Linked DNA regions of Mus musculus: region 2 is linked to region 1. The links are chromatin loops, found by intact Hi-C in ENCODE. Cell type or tissue: left cerebral cortex. All regions are shown on one strand. Each heading gives the region's core, and the rest is flanking DNA. Links, peaks and the distances in the headings are about the cores only.

Region 1 (11,565 bases), core at 9,066-11,565:
GGTTATAATAAATATAAAGATTTTTATGTCTTCTATTTGGGAACTAAATTATCTAAGGTGGGGTAGAAACCCCCAAATAATCTTTACCACAACGGGAGGTACTCACATGATTTAATTATCTCCCCCAAACCCACCTTTATTAACATTACTTGATGATTGAGTTTCAACATACTAATAGAATGGAGCATACTCAGACCACATAAAACAATATAATAAAAGCTGGAAGAAACCATATTATACAATGTTGGAACATGATCCAAAAATGGAGTTGTGTGGGGGGAATTTTGAGTGTTTGTGAGAAAATGCCAAGAAAACTGGACAATAGTTTTGTGACCTTAGCTTCTTCAAAGGTTTTCTTACGCCTCAGGATGTAAATTGTCTGATGCTCTGAATAAAGTTGGCTATTGCATGTGACTTTAGTACTACTCATTTTAGGCTCCACTACCTTTAGCGTGGTAAACACTTCAATTATTGAATATAAATACCACAGTAATGAACTCTCAATTAAGTCAGAATATCAAGTAGTACTGAGGGAGTAAAGTCACAGCTTCCCTTGTTTCCTTTCCTAAACCCTTAAGGCAAATCTATTATTAAATAAAAGTAACCCTTCCTAAATTTCAAGGTTACAGAACATAATATGTTCAGGTCTGACATTGACTTTTAGTGGGTAAAAGGAAGTCTGCCTGGCAGGAAAACATTCATATTGAGGCTCCTATCCACAGGGAGCTTTCTCTCAAGAAAAGGAGAGAGGAAAGAAATCACAGGCTAAAATTCTATAGGGAGAGCCTTACAATGCCCCCCAAGATAAGGTGGCATTGAAGGTTTTTTTCCACTTGAGTTCCAAACTATAATTTCCTTTGCTTGGGAACCTACAACACAAAACCACAAAGTTATATTATTTTATTCTAAGGCCTTAAATCTAGAACTGAAACTCAATCCAGAACAAGAACTAATCTAGACCATGAAAGAACTCTGTTGGCAATCAGATAAAGTGAGAAATAAATAACAAAGAGTGACAGATGGACTAGCATCCGTAACAAAACATCATCCTTGTTCATTCTCCATAATGGACACATCTCACAGACCCATGGGAAAACAGAATATGCTCAGGATAGAATGGATTATGTGGATAGAAAGAAGGAAAGATCAGAAGGGTTAACCAACCCTTATCACTAACAGGAACAAAGAAGGAGTGGCAAAGTCTGGAACGTCTGGCATGTAGATAACTGGAAACTAAATGGTATAAACTACAATTTACTCAATGTCAAATTTTCTGATGGTTCAAAAAAAAAATGAAAAGCATGACCACATGCAAAGGTTACTATGTACATTAGCTCTGTAGTATATTAAAGACAGCTGACAATTCTTTCTATCTCATCCTATCAAAGATTGGTATCTACTGAGTAAACCTTGATGGGATCTACTGGGTAAACCTTGAAATTTAGCCTGGTGCTATAACTTGCTTAGGCCAAAAATCAAAAAATAGAATAAAAGTGACATTAAAGGCACCCCTTGAAGTTTTTCTGCTTCTAGTTCTAGATCCTAGACAGCCTTGTACTCTAAAGATAAATAAATATCTGTTAAAAGAGATCTGCCGTCTCCCATTCTCCACCTGATGCCACACCTGAGGAGCCTGTGGGAAGTCAGGGTAGCTAGTTCTCACATCAGGTTGTGAGAAACCATAAAGATCTGGCATTTAAGCCACTCTGCTTGGGTGTTGTTTGTTGTACAGCAATGTGATACTGACTCAGGCTCCCTAGGAAGAGAAGTCTTTGCTCCCTCTCTCTTCTTGCCAAATACTATTATTTTTTGCTGAGCCCCACCTGCCAAGTACGGAAGAGTGACAGATGGACTAGCGTCCCTAACAAAACATCATCCTTGTTCATTCTCCATAATGGACACATCTCACAGACCCATGGGAAAACAGAATATGCTCAGGATAGAATGGATTATGTGGATAGAAAGAAGGAAAGATCAGAAGGGTTAACCAACCCTTATCACTAACAGGAACAAAGATAGAGTGGCAAAGCCTGGAACGTCTGGCATGTAGATAGCTGGAAACTAAATGGATAAGACTCAGCAGGGCAGACTTTGATAATGGATGTGCAATGTCCTGTCTGGAAGCACCATGCCATAGGTAACAAGCAAAGTTACACAGAGGAATAGAAAGCATGAATAGGGGAGATTAGCTCTCTAAGAAGATCAATTTCCATTTCTTTGTCAGTGGCTCTAAATTCCTTCAAACACTTCTAGGAAAGAGGAGGGATGGATGAGAGGTCTTTTTTCCCCCACATGATAGAACTCTGCTCCAGCTACAGTAAATGGGTCAAATCATTAACCTATAGAGACCCCAGCACTGTGTATCACCTTTAACAGTCCTCCCACACAGTTAACAGAACACGGTCAATTGCCAGAGGATGGGGATATGTCACCAGTGGAGTATGGCTGCCTTCCTGGCAAACAGGAAGCCAACCACAGCCTTTTCATCCATAAAATAAGGAAAAAGAAGTGCTTTTTCTCCAGCACTGAATCAAAGTTCATGTAAAGCAGAGAAAGGGACCCTTCACTATCTATAGTAGAATTCATCATCTATATGCTAAACCCTGTCTGATCCGCAGACACTGTCCCTCTTTCCACAGCTTTCTTCCCATAGCATACATAGGCATAGCTCTTATCACTTATCACATGGAAGCTTTAATGATTGATCTGTCTGCCTCCTTCACTGAGGGCAACTTCATGAAGACAGCATCCTATTCTTTTCAGTTATTTGTCTCTAGGACCTAGGTGGCATTTGCTACACTGTTTAGTCAATGTTGAAAGAAGAATAGCCAGTTGGTCAAAAGTTCCTATGCGAATGCATAGCAGTAACAAATGAATAAGTGAAGGATATATATAGGTGGAGAGGCTGTTGTTCTGTCATTAAAGGTACCTGCTACTCTAAAGACATGCTTCCTAAAACATGCAGAAAACAGCCTCACGTTCTCTGTAAACTGTTGAAGTTTCATCTAAACCCTAACATTGCTTTCAGTTAGAGACACAGAAACCTCATAATATCAGCCCTTTTAATAGATTAAAAGATGATACACAGAGACTCTACTTTGTTGTCTGTCTTAGTCAGGGTTTGTATACCTACACAAAACATTCTGACCAAGAGGCCAGTTGGGGAGGAAAGGGTTTATTCAGCTTATACTTCCGAATTGCTGTTCATCACCAAAGAAGTCAGGACATGATCTCACATTGGGTAGGAACTGATGCAGGGGTCCTGGAGGGGAGCTGGATTTCTTCCTCTGGCTTGTTCAGTTTGCTTTCTTATAGAACCTGGGACTACCAGCTTAGGGATAGTACAAGCCACAATGGGTCAGGCCTTCCCCTTTTGACACTAATTGAGAAAATGCCTTACAGCTGGATCTCACGGAGGCAGGAGGCATTTCCTCAAGAGGGGCTCCTTTCTCTGTGATAACTCCAGCTGTGTCAAGTTGACAAAACCAGCCAGTACAGTCTCTAAAGTAGAATTACTCGTAGAAAGCACCCACTAACTCTGTGTAAGATGAGTAGCTGGCTGACTTACAGCTTCCTGCCCTTTGTCATAAGGTACTTTTACTCACTGGTGGAGGAGATATTATTAGCCTATAGGTGAGAGGGGTAAGGGGGAGTGAGAAAGTCTTCGTGAAAACATGCCTCAAAACCAATGCCAGCTTTCACTTTTGCTGCGGCTGTTTCCTGGCTGCTTTGCTCTTTCCCTTCCTGTTTGTCCCCTCTCATCCTATTGCCTAGGTTTAATTTTGGACATGAACTCTGCTTTGCTATTGCCATTGTGATTCTGGTAACTGACACTGATTGAACCCATGACATCATTGATCTGATTTGTGTTGCCTGCTCATTTTGTTACCTGTAGGATTTCCCTCCCACCCTGGAACTCTCTACATAACCCAGGTAGACTTCAAATTCATGGAGATCCTCCAGCTTCTGCTTCCACTGTGTTGAAGTTAATGGATGCGCCACCATGCTCAGCTAAGTCCTCATAAGCAGATGTTCCTCAGGAAAAGTGGAACGAGATGGGAGGGATGCCAGTGTTTTCAACCAGACCGCCTAGCTTTGACAATTTCCTGTCACTTAGGGACTTAAGAGAGATCTCCAGAAAATGTTACTGTCAAATAAAAGCATAACTACTATAGGCAAGGCAAAAGGATTCAATGAGAAATGTTGATGCACCCAGAGATTAGTAGAAGTTAGAAGGTATTTCTACTGTTAGGTTCAAAATGTAGGTAGATCCTATACCTCTCTGCTATTAAAACCTAATTGAGAATGACCTGGAGCCATGGAAAAGATGCTGCTCCTCAAAGCCGTGCCCATTCCCAGCAGAGCGCACCAATTTCCAGAACTATGCCAAAGCAGGAAGAGAGAAGAAACAACCTTTGCTCCTATGCACTGATTTAACTGGAAATCAGTAGAAAAGAGTTTTGGTAATGTAATTTAAAATAGTCAACTTCCTGGGGGCCAATATGGTACCAAAATCAGACCTAGAGATAATGTTAATATTAATGGTACTTTCTACATGAGCCTGGCCATATGTGGCAATGATTTTCTGGTCCCAGATGTCTCCTCCTGGAAACCGTGTGCTCTGAGATCTGTTCTAGGGTGGTATGTGCCAGTATAACATTTTCTCATTAACAACCCCTCTTCTATAGTCCTCCATATACCATAATACTTCCAGGTCTTTGATAGCAATTCCTCAACCTAAAGGTGCTAGCACAGTCACTCAGGCTACACTGTGAACCTTCTGAAGAGTCTCCAGGGGCAATGGAAACATGGATATACAACCCTATAAAAAGAGAGACACAAAGGGGAAAAATTAAAGCTTTTTTTCTTCTGTCTTTTCTCTGAAAAACTAAAGTGACATGAAATTAAAAAACAAAACAAAACAAAAAACCCTACTCCTTAGAGTCCGTCCTTACCACCCCCCTCCCATGGTAAGATCCACAAATCAAACTGAACCAGATGGGTGTCTCCATGAGATATAGCAGTTCATATCTCAGCTTTTTATAGGAGTATGCCCAGAATTGGGAGGTTAAAATGTACACTTGCTTGGGATCTCAAAGTCTGCAGATACAGAGGCAGATAAACTAGTCCTGGGTTTATCTTTGCTAGACCAGAGTCCTTTAGGATTCCTGTAAGAAGCTAGACATTTCCAGCAGAGTGACGCATTCAAAAGCAGATTTCTAAATCTGGACCTATTCAGTTAAACACAAGTCTGTAAGTGCGAAGTGTGATGTCATACAGCTAGAAATAGCTTCAACATTTGGAATTACAAGCCTGTCTCTCTCCCTTTCTTGAAGGTATTGTTATTATAGTCAGTACATTCAGAGTCTTTGGAAATTACTTGGTTGAATTTCATTCTTCAAATAAAGAAATCTGGGAAGCAATAAAGATGCAGAGGCAGGACTTGCCATGGTGCCCAGATTTCTAAGCCTGTACCTTAAAAGTAAAAACCCTATAATCCAGCAAAATATCCTAAGGTGTTACAATGAATACTGCTGGGTATTTAGTTAAATGATGCCATGAGAGAAATTAGTTTTGAAATAAAAACACACCAGACAATGTTCAACACGGTTTTATAAATGTCCCATAACTTCATAGAGAAGGAAAAACATTCTTAACTGTTGACAGACAGTCCTCTGTCTATCTATTCAAGATTTCCATTTTCTTATTTTGTTAATGCGAATCACTTCTTACATTGGTCTAGTAATCCTATCTTTGTGTAAAAGGGTGGTTAGACTCCATCTACTAATTTCAATGGCTTTTAAATAATCTATCTGCTCCATGCTCCTGAGATGGTTTCTGACTACATTAGTAACACAGACTTTGCCAGCAGTACCCTGTTTGATTTACTCACTCACATGCATCCAGATCCGGGCAACTGGCGAACAGAGCATTTTCTGAATCTGCATATTAGCTCTATGGCATAGTGACTGATGTCAGTTCCAACTTTGCCAAACATCTCTCATCACTACAAGCTGTACCCCATTCCAAAGTCTTAAGTCTGCTCTCTCTTTTTCTGGAGCAAGCTCCCTTCCACATATTTGCTATATGGATTCAACAATGTGACAATCATGTTTGTTCCTTAAAGTGCTCCTGCTGCAGTGGATAAAAATAACTTCTTACTGTTGCCTTTGCCTGGTTGAGGGAGGCAGTGTGGAAAGATGAGAAATTGCAGCCACATTTTGGATATGTTTATCTCTCCATGTTTATCCAAACCCACACTATTCTTTTACCCTGAGTCTCCAACTCTTAATCCTAGCATGATGTGACAAATGTAAAATCATAAGAAAATTTCCAACTTTGCGCTACACCCGTGGCTTCTAAGTTGTTTTAGTATGGCGGTTCAGTGAGGCACTGTCAGCTTCTATGAACATTATTTTAATCTTTGCTGAATTGGAAAACTAGGTGCTTTATTGCACAAAATAGTCTATGGCATGCCTTCTGTAAGCTTCTGGAACAGTTGAGGGAATGTAAGACACAGACAGGCAAGTAAACACACATTTAATACTAAGGTAACATGGACCAAAACGGGGGAAAAAAAAAGGAGTTATTCTAAAGAAGGGTGTCAAGAAAGAAAGAATGTTCTCCCAATTTATTTAATGTTTTCCTTATGTTTCCTCTGAATGGTGCTTGTTCCTTGACAAGCTTTTCCTGCCCACTGCATCTAACACTTCTTTTCTGGGATGGATCAAGAACCTTAGCTGCTCAGTGGGTTTGTTTATTTACTTACCCTGCCATTCCTGTTCTCATCCTAAAGAACATATGTCTGCAGAGCACACGGGGAGAAGAGAAGTGGGTGTCCGTCATTGTGCTCATTTCCCTGAACTGTTCCACCAAATTGCTTTTTTATATGCCTTTTGCAATCTCATCCTATCCAGCTCAAGTAGCCTGGATTAGAAAGGCTGTCTCTGGAGTCCTTTTCAAAGGGAACCTCCCATAGCTTTTAAGCCCCCCACAGTTGATGATGCCGATATTCTGTATCTGAGGTATTAAACAAGAAGGAACAAAAAGCTGATGGGGACAGGCACAAAGAAATACAGTGGTTTTTTCACCAGATAGTCATTGTTGGAATTGGGTGGGCATCTGCAACTTCCCTAGTTCAGAGTGATAAATTGTCATTTATCAGTAGACTGTGTGTTCTCTCCTCCATCTCTCTCTCTCTCTCTCTCTCTTCTCTCTCTCTCTCTCTCTCTCTCTCTCTCTCTCTTTTCCTGTGTGTGTGTGTGTCTGTCTGTCTGTCTCTCTCTCTCTGGGTATGTGTGTGTGTTTGTGTGGGTATGCACCCTTGTGCATCTCATGCAGCTCCTGCTACTGTCCAGAAGTTTTATTCCAGAAAAAGAATCTGTGTGTAAATGGGAATTCTTAAAACCAAGTAAGACAAATCATACTCTGAAAGGGTCACTGCTTTCTTCATACTTAGAGAATAGTATGCCTGTTTTCAAACTTCCAGTAAAAGTAGGCAAAACATTTAATAATGACTTAGCAACAAAAGGCCAGCATCTCAGATTCTGTGTTTTAAAGCTTTGCAAAGAAAAACTATTCGAGGTCTCCTGACTTTTGTATCCAGGCCATTCCATCTCAGCCCCAATCTTGGGCTACATAACAGGCTCCAGAGACCTGGAACCTGGGGTGCTTTTCAATGAGACAGGCAGGAGCTGTGGCATTTGCTTCTCCTCTAACTTATCAACGCATACATTGAAGGCACTCCTGCAAATCTCAGTTGGTTTCAAAGTGGCCTGCCTGTAATCCAATGCTGCATAAAGCTTTAGCATTACAAAAGAATCCTTCAGAATACTCATCAGCACCCTTAGGACAGGTTTACATTAAAAATGCTTTGAGGCTTGTGACCTCCAACAAAACAATTCAGTAACTATAAGTGTCTGTGCTACAGAAGAAGAGGTAGGATGCCCAACAGCGGAAGTCATCCCAGGGCCTGGTCTTTTCCCTGGTAGTGGTTTAACCTGAGAACCTGATTCTCTCTCTCTCTCTCTCTCTCTCTCTCTCTCTCTCTCTCTCTCTACTGCCAAGAGCCCTCTACTCCCACTCCCCTTGCTCTGGAAACAGAAGCAAGAAATGGAAATGGACCTTTACTCATTATCACCAAATGGAGACAATCTTTCCACATAGTATTCTCAGTCCCCCAGATGAGAAACCAGAATGTACAACAGATCCTCTCAACAGCATAAGAAGATGAGAGAGAGAGAGAGAGAGAGAGAGAGAGAGAGAGAGAGAGAGAGAGATTAACACTCTTTAACAGTGACTACTTAGGGAAGTGCCTGAGGGAGGGGGGATCTTGCAGAGCAAAGGCTGGGCTTGGAAGAAAGCCACAGTACAATTGCTTTTCCATCCAGGTTACCCAGAGAGCTCACACCTCTGGGTCCTCCCCTTAGGATCAGGTAAAGCACCTTCAAGTTGAAGGGTAAACTCCCACCTAAGCCCCTTGAGACCACACAACACAACCACAGCTACTTTCCCTGGAAAAAGGGGGGGGAGGGAGTTGGGGGGGAGGGGAGGGTTAAAGCAACAGAGAGACACTGAGAAAGGCTAAGAGTTGAGAGGGCATCTGTATCCAGAAATCCCAAGAAATTAGGAACAAGAGAGTCGAGTGGTGAACTTCCCAAGAGCAGTTGCTGGAGTGAGGCAGGGTCTCTGAAGAACTGAAGGACATGGCCACTACTATGTGGTTAGATCTGCCAGAGGCCAAGGACAACAGAAGCATTGGGTCTGGGGTATTTGGTACAGCTGGGACAGAAACCACCAAACCCCAGTGCGCCCACCTTGCCGGGTTCAAATTGTCCCTCCCCCAACCCTGCTCCCGTTCTCCCGCCGTCTTTGCTGAGTCCAGAGATGCTCCGCCACAGACCCGGGACCCCTTAGGCGCCTCTTCCCGTCCATCTGCCAAATCGCAACGCCTGTACTTTTCCAGCTCCCTCTTTCCCTCTTGAAATTGAAAGTTATTGAGGTCGCTCCGGGTTGTTGCTCCTCCCCGTCCCCGAGCTCCCCCCGCCCCCCGCAGCCATCCCGTCTCCCCCTCCCTCCTCCTCCTTCCCTATGGGGTGCTCCTAGCCCGGCCCAACACTGGAGCGGCTCCTGCTCAGAACGCCAGAAGCAGCTCGGGTCTCTCCAGCGCCCCTTGACCATGGCTGCGGTACCCACGGCGTCCGCTTCCCTGCGCTCCCGGGGTCCCTGCCACAGCCGCAGCCGCTGCAGCCTCTGAGCCCCAGGGGCCACTGCTCGCCTGGATTCCGCCCGCAGCCGCCGCTGCTGTGCAACCGAGGCTAACCTGCGGCCAGCCAGGAGGCTCCTGCAACCTTCGCTCGCGGCGATGACAGCCACCCCAGAGCAGCCGGCTGTGTTCGGACAATTTGAGAATGCAATTGTTGGTTTCCCGGTCCACCCGTCCCGCTTCGCTTGCCATCACAGCACGCCTGTTGGATCTCAGTGGAGAAGTCCCGCTGCTCTGGTTTTTCTACTCTTCGTATAGACTCGCCTAACACCTACATACATATTTTTCTTTAAAAAAAAACATTAAATATAACTAACAGTGAAAAGAAAAAGGAGAGAAAAAAGGGAAACATTACAGGGTTACTATGCACTTGCGACTGATTTCTTGTTTTTTTATCATTTTGAACTTTATGGAATACATTGGCAGCCAAAACGCCTCCCGAGGAAGGCGCCAGCGAAGAAGTAAGTTTGGGGTTTTCTTTTTTTTTGGGGGGGGGAGTGGGAGAGGAGGGGGTATTGTTGTTGTTTGTTTTTGTTGTTGTTGTTTTGGTTTTGCTTTGCGTTATGTCTTTGCTCCCTTCCACCACATTCACCTGTCAGCTGGTTTTGCCTGCCCAGACCCAGCTGCTGGAGGAAACAGTCTTTTCAACCTACACCCTATGCCTCCCACAGGAGATAGCAACTCGGGGCACTGGCTCTTCTACTCCAGTACACAAACCAGTACTGGAGTCGGTGCACCCGGTGCTAGTCTGCCCCCCCCCCCCCCCCCCCCCCCCTGTAAATCAGGATCTGGAAATCTTTCTTTCTTTCCTAGATTCGCTGTAGGGATTTGTGCTTTCCTTTGAGGCTCCGACGGAGGCCTAGAGCCCCAGGCAGTTGGGTCTCCCTGCCTTTGGGTTGTTTGATAATGGCAGGCAAGGAGACTGGGATCATCCCAAATTCCCGCCTGGCTCCGGGAACCTTGGCTGCCCCTCCCCCTAGGTTGTTTTATGGTAGTCTAGTCAATCAACCTGGGGCGGGCCCAAGGGACAGTGAGCAAGCTCCCGCGCTGCAGCTTCCCACGAAGCGCACGAGTGGAGTGGCGCTGAGGCGCCAGGGCTTCCACGACTGTCTGCTGAGTTGCCCCATGTCCCATCCTCTGGGGTTGGAAGTCAGAGGAACTCCAGAGGTTCCGAACTTCAGTCACTTTCACGCCTTGCCTGTCCCCACGTGAATGCTCTGGCCACCTCAGACTCTTTAAAGGGGGTCCCCTGAGACAGGCGCATACTGAGAGTCGGGTTCCCCCAGCACATCTCCTCTCTGCTCTTCAGTCTATTACACAGGAGAGTATTATGTCCTGGCTGTGTGAAACTGTGCCTTTGCTGGAATTAAATGGATGCCTCAGGGCAGCCTCCACCTAAATTGGTGCAAGGCATGCCCGCATCTTTCAGAGATTCGGGAACAGATGTAAGGGTGGTTTCTCTTTTTGTTCCCGGGTGGCCCAGCACGCTGTTGTCAGTGCCCGCAAAGGTTGTCCTTTCGAAGAGCTAAGGACAACCCTGACTCTACCGAGGGCTCTTGGCCCCCCTGGGGTAGTTACTAAGGAAAACTAACAGAAAAAAACCAGTAAAGCAATTGCTTTGGTAGCTTGGATCTGGGGGGTTGTTCAGCCCATGACCTTGTCTGGTTCCCAGATGAGATCTCTTTCCCAAGTGTCCAGCCCACAAAACCCTTGAGGCAGGGATGTTGGTAGCTCTTAGGACACAGGACCACTTGTGTGGGGTGGAAATTTAGCAATCTCCTCTCTCCACTGTTTGTCTCTGTCCTGGCCCAGGACGTGAGGGTCCCCTGAAAGCTCCCTTTGTACCTCTAGCCCAAGCCAGACAAAGTTTGATTCACCTGAAAATTGCCTTTAAAAATCGTGGCTGGGCGGGAATACCAGAAGCTTGGAGTCCGAGTTGGCCCTATTGCCTCTAGGATCGCTTCTCAGCGCAGGAGAGCCTAAACTAAACATGTCAGGGCATCCGATTTATTATTCTTGGCCTCTGAGTGGTTTGTATTCTTTGGAACCCTCCCACCCACTCTATCGCTCAGGCCCTGCTGCTGCGGTATACTGAAGCGGCAGCCTGGGGGGCCACATCGCCACTCCTGGCCAGCTTGGTCCGCTGGGCACTGAGTTTCGGGGCCAGTGAGGAAAGCGAAGCTAGGAAGAACACGGCTGTTTGCCCCGCATAGCTCATGCCAATAGGCTTATCCCAGTCTACTCCATTCTGTAGTGTCCCGGACCCCGGAGCTACACACTTGCCGGGGTGGGGCAGGGTC
Region 2 (11,565 bases), core at 4,340-6,839, 560 kb before region 1:
TCAGCTTGTCTAAACCCTCTGCAAAAGACATTACCAATTATATATGGATATTGTCTATGTTATTCAGCTATTTTTGAAAAATTCCATAGTCCATATGGAAAATTTAAAACTAGTATCACATTATATAAAAGATACAACTAGATATTGATTGTGTATTTATACAAGGGGAGTTCGGATGCAGCATGCTTAGATCTGATTCTGCACCCATTAGGTATTTTTCTGAGATAATTTAGTAAGGAAATAAACAATAAGCAAGCATGTTTAATTTTTACCCCCAAGGAAACAGAATGAGTGAGCTTTACCTAGTAATCAAGTGTTCATATTTTTTTTTAAAACAAGAGCTTTCCCCCAAGCAATGTTTATTCAATGGAATAGCCAAAAAGGTGAGAAAAATGTCCTTGCCAGTTTGCCTTAAGCATATTGAAGCAGCAGTAGCAGACATGATTATGCTGGCTCTTTCATTGTAGAAATCCATGCTGGGGCACAGAGAACATCAAAGGGTCAAGGGGATAGGAGAGGTTTTGTGTCCCAACTTGTCTTATTCTCTTTGTTTTTGCTGATCCCATCTGTCTCCAAGAACCCACTGTAGGTCCCTCTATTGTTAGTATTGTTCACAGGTCACCTAAGTAAAGATTAAGCTTGTGGCTTCTTTTTCACATGTTCAGTCTGGTGTTAAAATAAAGTTAGACAGAGAAATTACATTTTAGTGTGTTATTGCACAGTAGAATGACTATAGATAATATTTCAGAAATGTAGAAGAATAGCACTTTCGAATGTTTTTACCACAGAAAAAATAATGAATGCTTTTGGATATATAAATCCAAGCATTTATCATTTTGGATATCTATGTATAATTTGTAGGATTTCAGAGTTCATAATTTTGGAGTAGGTATTGCATTATATAAAGCATGCAACTAAATGTTAAACATATGTTTACATAAGGGGAAAATAGATGACAACAAATGCAGACTCCAGATCTGGTACCAAAATCATTAGGTGATTTTTGTGTGTGCGCCCACATACACATTAATACACACACACACACACACACACACACACACACACACACACACACACACATACACACACACCCTCAACATTTTTGAAATAATTTTGCAAAGTTTTTACCACAGAAAAATGATAAATGCTTGAGGATATATATATATATATATATATATATATATATATATATATATATATACATATATATGTATATGTGCATGTGATGTGCATGTATATGTGTATGCATATGATATATATCATATATGTACACACATATATGATTTATGCATGGTAAAATATAAACTATTGAAAACATCATGTATAATGATATATATTTTGTGTTTACTACTGAATCATTTAAAAATAAGTTAAAAATATATGAATAAAAAACTAACAGCAGACAATTAAAATGCTTTCATAAATTATGTTACTCTGTAATCCAGAATAACGAACACCAACATTAAAAACATTTTATTTCGAGTTTATCCCCTATAGAGACTTAGGTAGTTACATACAATTATTAATCACAACTGTGTAGAGTGACTGTGAAGGTAGAGATTGCAACAATATGCAGAAGACACCAAGTACAGGGACTGAAGAAAAACAAATCATAGTTACAATTGTTACAGTTAAGCTTCTGCCACAATGACCAGCTTACATTTCTCTCAGTGGAAAATGTATTTTCAAATTTCGAAGAGGTACATACCTTCTGCTTATTTAAATCCCAGTGCTGCAATTTCTGTGTAATCAACAAGAACTACTTCCCACACTTTGTTATTTATTATTATTTATTTGTTTAACTCACATTTTGTGTATAATTTTATGATGTGGCAAACATCTGATAAAATTCACCACACCTGAGCATTTAGGTATTGAATGAAAAATTAGCATATATAGAATTGAGACACTACCAGTCATTGATTCTCAGCATGCTTTTAGAAGAGTTTACACACTTTGCTACCTCTTCCTGAGGCATACCCATATTCTGAAAGAGGAGATTCCTACTTCCAAGTTCTAATATTAATTAAACTGCACATGCACACCACCCTCCTTTCTGATTTATTTGCAATCCTTGAATGTACTGCAAATATTCTAGTACTTTGGTCATAGCCCAAAAGGACTGAAATGGACATTTAAGTTATCTTTCAAAATTAAGCAAAACAAAAGTTAAATTGCGTTTGTGCTTTAAGAACAGCCTAGCTTTGTTCATTATTGTTAATGGGGAGTACAAGCCATTTGATTGCTCTTTAACCTTTCACGATATTGACAATCTGTTACTGCCTAGCGTCTATCCCATTCTTCTCAGAGGGTGGTTTGGCATTTTTGAGGTATTTTCAATCTAGGAAGATAAATCTGCTTCTCCATCTGGATTGACCAGAAGAGGCTCCCTTCAGCGCCAATTAACACTTTACTGATGGGGTCACCTCTGCATGGTTGGAGGTGTTTTGCACCTCCAGGGCAACCATAAACTGCCTCCACAATGCCTCCAGATGCTCCAGAACTAGAAACCAACGAATCTTGGATTTACACACCAAGAGATGTCTATGACTTTCCAAGCAGGGCCCTTTGAATATTTATTTTGTCAGTTTCTTTATGGACTTAGAAAGACAGACAAATATTTATGGCACAGTGGAAAGATAACCAAGGTTGGAAGGAAGGGCATAGATTCCCTGTTTCTCCAAAGTTTACAGTTATAGACATTTATTCTTGTTACCATTTCTTGACTAGATGGACTAGAGATTTCTTAAGGAGCACAGTTATGGAGACTAGACAGACATATACTGATACGGAAAGCCGTCAAGTTCTCAGAGCAGGGAAAGAGTTACAAATGACTCACCTGTGAAAATATAAAAGTTGGAGTCTGGTCACTGCTACCTTGGGCATTCTTCTATGGTATCCTGGCTTTTATCTGGGATGTCTGTAGTTATGTGTGTATTAATTCAGTTTAGGTTCATAGACTTCCTAGGCTTTTCTACACAGGCATCTCATTAAATGAAGCAATTCGCTTAACTCAGTGTTAGCTGGGAAAGAATCTAAAGTCAATATTCTTTAATAGTAGGAATGGGAGGGGTAACAAGTAAAGGGGAAAATTTTAAAAAATGCATAGGAGAACACAGTGCAGGCAAGGAGCTCTCTCACGTGGCTGGATAACTAGCTTACCCTCTGTGTAGACAGTCTGCCTGTGGGACAAAGCTCAGACAGAAGAAGGGGAGTAGAAAGAAAGAAAGAAAGAGAGAGAGAGAGAGAGACAGAGAGAGAGAGAGAGAGAGAAAGAGAGAGAGAGAGAGAAAGAAAGAAAGAAAGAAAGAAAGAAAGATAAAAGGAAGGAAGATAAAAGGAAGGAAGAAAGAAAGAAAGGAAGGAAGGAAGGAAGAGAGTAATTGTGGGATGCATGTGATTAAGGTGGTAGCCAGAGAAATTAAGCCAGAGTCCTGAGAATCCCCTCTTCTCTGTGGTACCTGCAGAGGGAGAGAAAAGACCTCACTGCATATTTCAGCTGGAGTCTATTCCCTGCCAGCTTTGCTTGATTGCTTTCTGGGTTACCTACTGTGGGGGTTCAGCAACTCGACCTTCCTTTCAGCAGAGCTATATTGTCCCACTCTGAAAAAAAAAAGAAAGACAGATTAAGAATTTGCAAGGATCCCTCCATCACTGGCCTCTGACAGGAGCTCTCAAGGAGCTGATTTTTCATGGTTCAATTTGTCTGGGGGGTCAAGATTCTTATCAAAATGTATTCAATACATATAAAGAAAGATTGGTATTTTTAGAACTATCTAACTTCCACTAAACTTGGTCATCTCCTCTGTCAGTAGGTGGCATTCTTTCTGGGATACCAGACCAGAATTGTTATTCTTTGAGGATTATCTATATTGGGTTCAGTTTTATAGGTCAAGAGTAAATCCTGTGATTTAAGAAGTTTATAATTATTTTGTGGACAGTAAGCTATATTCTGATTGCTTCAAGTGTGAGATATTCTCAGCATTAGCTTGGATGGGTCTTTTCAGTTGCTTAATTTAAATATTTCAATTAAAACCTGTATGTTCATAGAATTGAAAAAAAAGGCAGCTATTTAATTTCATCAAACTGGGAACAAATAGAAATGATTAGCCTCCTCTCAGTCTAATAGACTGCTTTAGAAGGCTCATTTGGACTGCACAGACGAGGGCTTAGTTGGATTTTAAAAATTAGTTTTGTTATTTAACAACTTTATGCATGTAAATAATATAACCAGGGATCATGTTAAACACACAAATATACACACAAATATACACACATAGGTACATATTTTTAAATACTTCTAATCAGGTTAAGTATTACTGTCATTCCTATTGCCTCTTTTGATTATAAGTAACTTGAAATTTAGATTTTGTTTTGTTGGTTTTCTTAGCATCCTAATTCTATCAATTCCAATAATGTAACTTTGAGGTCATCATGGTAAATTTGTTACACTTGTTATTAGTATTTCAAAATTAGAAGTTATTCTTTAGTGCTGCACTTTTCATTCATAAAGAAAGTGAGAAAATGGAAATGATAATGCCATGCTACAAATAAAGGGGGAAGAAGTGGACCATGACTGTATTCAGCTGAAATTGGTACTGCCTGGCACAGACACCTCCACAGCAGAAGTCCTTACTAATATCCACAGCAGAAGTCCTTACTAATATCCACAGCAAGACCACTGGCCACTGGTGGTCCTCGATGTAATAAGAATCAATAAGTACAATACAATTAACATTTCTGTCTACTAGGCCAGTAGATTGGGGTTCGTATTTTTTAGTCCATTGTTGAAATCATTCCGTATAAAATACAGACATGCCTTTGTTCTGTATATGGTTGCTTCATTATGGAGGGATTCCATTGTACTCTGTTCTATGACAAGATCCTTAAACAAAATATTGTTCATTCAGATCTAGGAACAGTGTCTCATGAGGAGAACAAATGAACAAATCAGCTTGCCACCTCTCATGCCATTTTTTAACTTTTCATTCCTCTATATGATGTATAGAAGCAAGAAGGAAGACTCCAGATGCTCCATGCCTTTAAATGACCTTAATTCATTTTACATAAGTTATTTTCTGATATCCATTCATATTAAACATACAAAATTCAGTAGATTTTCTGAATGAGTTACTCATTTTTGCCAAATATCATTAACAGATAAGGCTTCCTTTCTTTTCATAGTCTGGCAGGTAAAACTTGAAAGATATTACTGTTTATATGTTGAGATTTTCAAAATGATACTTTTTTCTATTTTGATTAGATCATTTTAAGTTAAAGTACCAGAACTATGATATGCTTCTACTAACAAATGCTCCAGTGAGTTTTTGTGAGGTGGAGAAAAACCAGGTTAATATAGTATTGATTAAAACTGGAATTTTGGTTGATGGGTAATATATCATATTCAGGAGACAAAATATATTAGGTACACACAGAGGCACAAGTATTCCAGATCACCTCTGTAGTGCTAAAGAATCACATTGGAAAACTTTCCAGAAAATAATGTTGGACATACTTGTAATTCATGATCATTTTGTGAGGGAAAAAAAAGGAGCTGATGAGTCGTTGCCAAGACCAAAGGAAGAATAGGCATAAACTCCAAGTTAGTCATCTGGCACAGACAGCTGTGTTGTGATGCAGAGCAGTGTCGGAGGTGGGGAGGTGCAGCGTATTATGCTGTGATGTTGCCACTGTACAGCAGAGTGTGCTAGCATGTTTAGAATTGAACTATGCAGTGAGCCCAAGTCTGTGTTATAATTGAACAGAGGAAGAAGAGACCGAGCCAAAGGGCAGAAGGACAAATAAGGAAGCTGGCTGTTGATAGCTTGTGACACTGTGTGCAGGCAGGCTTTTCTGATGTCGTAACTCAGCCAGTCTCTGTAGAAAATGAGACGAACACAGATAGACGTTTATGTGTAACTGATGCCATCATCAGAGCCAGAGTTCTGATCACTCAAAGAGACTCTAATCTTATCCTGTTCATTTTTTTTCTTCCTCCTAAGTTCTAGCCCGAAATGTAGGAAACACAGAGACTCTTATTCATATCGGCTTTTCTTGCTAGACCTGGAAACTGCTAGACAAGGTCTTCTCAGAACTCCTTGACTGAGGGACCAAGTTGTAACAACATGAGCTCAGATAGATAAGAACACTTGGGAAATTAGTATTACACAACTCTAACAGGGATCTTAGAGACGCCCAGTGCTTAGGGATGCATGATGCTGCATCAACAGTTTATAATTAAATGTGGATTTATCGAAATGTTGTTAGAGCTACCCATGAAAGGAGTAACACTGCTTCTCATTGTTCTGGAACTTCTTTGTCTCCTGAGTAACCCAGGGGTCCGTACACTGATCTTGCATAGATAACACTGAGCAATGGTTTTGTTTTATTTTTTTTTGTTTTTGTTTTGTTTTTGCCAGTTTTTGTTGTACAATAAACACTGTGTGGAGGGTACCTGCACAATCTGCGTGTCATTATTTGAAATGTCTAGAGATCTTCCACATGGAATGAGTTGGAATTAGTGGTAGTGCTATCTTATTCTCCTGAGCACAGTATAAGCCATCTGGTACCTCACTGAGAATGGTGCATGAACTGGGAGTCAGGAAGTTTAGTAGAGAAAATTCGCACTGATATGTGGTTAAGTTCTCTCCCCTAAAATAAGGACCATAGATTTGAATCTTTGTGTATTTAAATTACAAGCGAGTATTAAATGTTTATATAACCCAAACTAATTAGTATTAGGAATATCTGTTTTATTTCCTTTTCTCTGTAATTTAGATACAAACCAGGGGAGGGACCAGCAAGTGTTCTGTTCAGTGTAAGCAGTGAGGAGCTACCTCCTGTACTTTCCCTGAACTTTGTAACAGTTAAATGGGGCTATGTCCATCATGAACTTGTGACTGGCTCTTTTACTTTTATTGTCTATAGTATAAAACTTGTCTTCTTTTTATTAATTGGATATTTATTAACATTTCAAATGTCCCCCTTTCCAGTCTCCCCTCCATAACCACCCCCATCCCATCCCCCTTCACCTTTGCCTCTAAGAATGTGATCACCCACCCACCAACAACTTCCTCCTCACTCCTCTAGCATCCCCTACCGTGGGGCAACAAGCCTCCATAGGACTAAATGTCTCCCCTCCCATTATTGCCAGATAAGGCCATCTTCTGATGCACAGGTTGCTGGAGCCATAGGTACCTACATGTGTACTCTTTGGTTGGAAGTTTAGTCCCTGGGAGCTCTGGGTAGTCAGGTTATTTGATACTGTTTTTCTTCCTATGGGGTTAAATCCCCTTCAGCTCCTACATTCCTTCCCCTAACTTGTCTACTGTAGTCCCTGGGCTCGGTCCGATGGTTGGCTGTGAGTATCTGCATCTGTCTTAGTCAGGTGCTGGCTGAGCCTCTCAGAGGACAGCCATACTAGGCTCCTGTCTGTGAGCATTTCAGCAATAGTTTGATGTCTGCATGTGTGATGGATCCCAAGGTGGTGCATTCTCTGGATGACCTTTCCTTCAGTCTCTGCTTCATTTTTTTTTTTGTCCCTGGGTTTCCTTTAGACAGGAATAATTCTGGGTTAAATTTTTTGAAATGGGTGGATTGCCCATCCCTCAACTGGGGGACATGCCTATCTACTGGAAGTGTTTGCTTCAGTTTCTGTCTCCCCTCTGTTGGGTATTTCAGCTAATGTCATTCCCTTCAGGTGCTAGGAACCTCTCATTTCCCTAGGACCTGGGACATGCTAGTGGTTCCTATTTAACTTTCCACAACGTAACAGGTGCTTTAATGGGCTATTAATATTAATCAAGTGTGACAATTTGTTATCATCCTAAATTAACTGAGAACTTTCTCACTGTAGATCAATAAATTAGCATCAGAATTTATTTCTTACCTGCTACAGTATTGCAGTGCATTGTTGTGGGAAATATTAAAAAGAACTTGCATACTTCCCATGCTACTGCCAGCCACTCTCTGTCCCTGCATGGTGTGGTCCCTCCAGGATACACTCTGCCTGCCAACTATCTGCCGGGGCTGGAGTGCCTGAGCTCCTTTCACTGCCATGCCAGCCCCACGCAACGACCGTCCACCCCACTGTCAGCCATGGGCACCAACCAGGTAGAACCAAAACTCTAGAAACTTATAATTTTTTATTTATTTATTTATTTATTTATTTGGTTTTTCGAGACAGGGTTTCTCTGTTGAGCCCTGGCTGTTCTGGAACTCACTTTGTAGACCAGGCTGGCCTCCAACTCAGAAATCCGCCTGCCTCTGCCTCCCAAGTGCTGGGATTAAAGGCATGCGCCACCCCGCCTGGCTAGAAACTTATAATTAACCAAACAGTTTTATTTGAATTTATTTTCAATAAATTCTCAATTCACAATGTTCTAATACAATAATTTCAGAACCAATTAACAATGTTAAAAGCTGCTCACCTAAATTAGACAAATTATCAAAATTATTCTAACCTTTATGATATCATAACTACCTGTGGCTATTTAATGCCACGCTGGTTAAGGTTTTTTTCCTGTCCATCAGCCTCAATCTTGGCCTTCCTTCTCTCCTGAGATGCTCTCTGTCTGTCCAACTCTTAGCTCTATGTCCCTTTTCCCAATCCAATCACAGGCCTCCGACTACCCTAATATTTTAGTATGATTGGACAGGGAAAATCCTGTCATAGCACATTTGTAGAGGTCTTCAGTAAGACTTCTCTATTCCAACTATTCAATTCTCAGCCTTGCTCTAGTTATTCAGGGCAACTCTGGGGTTTTGTCTTTGGTAATATTCTCTCAAGCAGACTATACGTAGATTTGTTTATACATGTTAACCTGAAAGTGGTATATGCTTGGTCATAACTTTAGCTGGGCTGCAACTCAGTAAGTGAGATGGAATATTCAGTAAACTTGTATAATATTTAGCAAAGGAAGAGATGGAAATGGGAAGTTAGAATTAAAGTTCAATAATTAATGAAAAGAGTTTCTGATAAGTGACAAAAATTGTGATAGGGTTCTCCAGAGAAGCAAGACTAATGGGAGATAGATGATGATAGATAGACAAACAAACAGATAGACAATAGATATTTATATGAATAACAAGAGGAAATTTACTATAAGAATTGGCTTATATATTGTGGAAGTTGATAGACCACTTGTAAATTAGATAATGATGAAATCCAGTTCTATAATGATATGTGAGCCTGTAGGTCTGAAAAGAAAAGGCTGGGATATATTAGGGCAGAAGATGATGGGCAGAGAGAGACAGAGACAGACAGGTAGACAGAGGGAGGATGGGAGAGAGAGTAGGGAGAGGGATGGAAAGAGAGATAAAGAGAGATAGAGAGATGATAAATATCTTAAAATAATTCTATTCCAAATCTTAATGGGTTGAAGGACACACATCCCTTCTGATTAATAAGGACAATCTTTTTCCTGTCTACTGATTCAATTGCTAGTCTATTCTGGAAAAGTCTCAACCCTTTAGATGTTTACAGGTTCTGAGTAGTCCTTAGCTGAATGCTGGCCACATAGGAAGTGTTCCATTACAGAGTGATGCCTGTGAACCTGTCTCTTCTCTACTCACTAGCTTCCTGGTTTTGCTCTGTTCTTTTAGCTGATGCGTCTTTGCGTTGTTCCTTTCAGTAAAACTGCCCATGACAACTGAACTCTAATAGGTTCTTTTTCCCCTCTCACTTACTTTCCTTTGCTCTTTCTTCTCCTTATTCTTTGAAGTTTAACCCAGAAAGCATCCTTTGAACCTCTGAACTTATTTCTACATCATTATGTAAATTTGGAGTGCAGTTATCCATTGTCTAGGTAAGGCAAGTGAACTTCTCTAGTCTGCATAGTCTATCTACAATTGTCAAGCGTTCTCTAGTCCATCTCTCCCTGTCTATCCCTATTATAAATTAGTATATATTCAACTTGGAGCTGACAAGGCTCTGTGGCTTCTTTCACTGCACCACAGGAAAGTGCTGCCACTGGCACCATGCCCTACCCATACCCAGCACTGACCCCGGAGCAGAAGAAGGAGCTATCTGACATTACTCACTGGATTGTGGCTCCTGTCAAGGGCATCCTGGCTGCAGATGAGTCCATTGGAAGCATTGCCAAGCTCTTGCAGTCCATTGGCACACAGAACACCGAGGAGAACAGGCAGTTCTACCGCCCGCTGCTGCTGACTTCTCTGACTATGTGAATCCCTGCATTGGGGATTGGGGGATGGGAGTGTGATACTCTTCCATGAGACACTGTACCAGAAGACAGATGATGGACATCCCTTCTCCCAAGTTATCAAGCCCAAGGGTGGTGTTGTGGGCAATTGGGGAAGATAAGGGTATGGTTCCCCTGGCAGGAACCAATGGCTAGATTACTACCAAAGGGCTAGATGGCCCGTGTGAACGCTGTGCCCAGTATAAAAAGAATTGAGCCAACTTTGCCAAGTGGTGCTGTATGCTAAAGATTGGGGAACATACTCCCTCAGCCCTTACCATCATGGAAAAATGCCAATGTTCTGGCCCGTTATGCCAGCATCTACCAGCAGAATGGCATTGTACCCGTTGTGGAGCCTGAAATTCTCCCTGATGGGGACCATGACTTGAAGCACTGCCACTATGTAACTGAGAAGGTACTGCGGCTGTCTACAAGGCTCTGAGCAACCACCATGTCTATCTGGAAGGCACATTGCTGAAGCCCAAAATGGTCACGCCCGGCCATGCTTGCACCCAGAAATTTTCCAGTGAGGAGATTGCCATGACAATGTTCACAGCACTTTGTCGTTGTCGCTGGGGTCACTTTCCTGTCTGGAAGGCAGAGTGAGGAAGAGGCATCCATCAACTTCAAAGCTATCAACAAGTGTTCACTGCTGAAGCCATGGGCCTTGACTTTCTCCTATGGCCGAGCCCTGCAGGCCTCTACTCTAAAGGAGAACCTGAAGGCAGCCCCGGAGGAGTACATCAAGCAAGCCCTGGTCAACAGACTTGCTTGTCAAGGAAAGTATACCCCAGTGGCCAGTCTGGAGCCGCAGCCAGTGAATCTCTCTTCATCTCTAACCATGCCTACTAACCAGAGCTGTTCTAAGGCTGCTTCATCAACACTCCAGGCCCTTGCCTACCCACTTGCTATTGAAGAGGATAAACTCTGTTCAGTTTTCCTGTAACCCTTCCTTGCAGGCCCTCACATGACTCTAGTGTTTGCTCACACCAGGGGTGTGTCAGGGATGTATTTTCCCAAGTGCTTGCATCCTCATGAAGAAAGTGGGGTGTGAGTGGCAGAGGAATGAAAGCGTAAGCTCCACTGCTTGCCCGTTTTCATAGAAGATAAATAGATTTGCTTTGCAATAACAAAGCGTCCCCACATCTCCAAGTCAGCTCTTCTTACACATCAGGAAACTGAGCTACGGGGGCCCCAGAGTAGAGCTGACAAGGTCTAATGACGGCGGAGCAGCATGTCTTCTAGTACAAAGACAAAGCGTGTCAAAACTCTGAACTGCCAACCAAGTCTTATACTACAGCTGATCTGAATTTAGAATAGTATTACCTCGATTCTGTACAATTCCACCATTTATTTCAACTTC

What was found. A loop is a pair of places that touch in the nucleus more often than their neighbours do. Peaks named below come from ENCODE experiments on the same cell type or tissue, not always from the same donor. Only the 100,000 strongest peaks of a DNase experiment are listed, where the experiment ranks them.
Region 2: it touches region 1 in a loop (4-fold over the local background); 4 of 42 quality-filtered maps call a loop at or near these places.

Annotation. Positions count from the first base shown.
Region 1 is chr10:29,533,393-29,544,957 of GRCm38, reverse strand. It overlaps Rspo3 (R-spondin 3), which reads left to right and starts at 9,091. Exons shown (of 5, transcript NM_028351.3): 1 at 9,091-9,726. The coding sequence starts at 9,630. In left cerebral cortex, for the core only: no CTCF peak of the experiment used is centred there; DNase peaks (open chromatin) are centred at 10,277, 10,588, 11,000, 11,324 and 1 more place; H3K4me3 peaks cover 2,500 bases; H3K27ac peaks cover 919 bases.
Region 2 is chr10:30,083,749-30,095,313 of GRCm38, reverse strand. It overlaps the pseudogene Gm8767. Among named protein-coding and RNA genes, the nearest start is that of Cenpw, 110 kb to the left of the region's middle. In left cerebral cortex, for the core only: a CTCF peak has its summit at 5,696; a DNase peak (open chromatin) is centred at 5,662; H3K4me3 peaks cover 251 bases.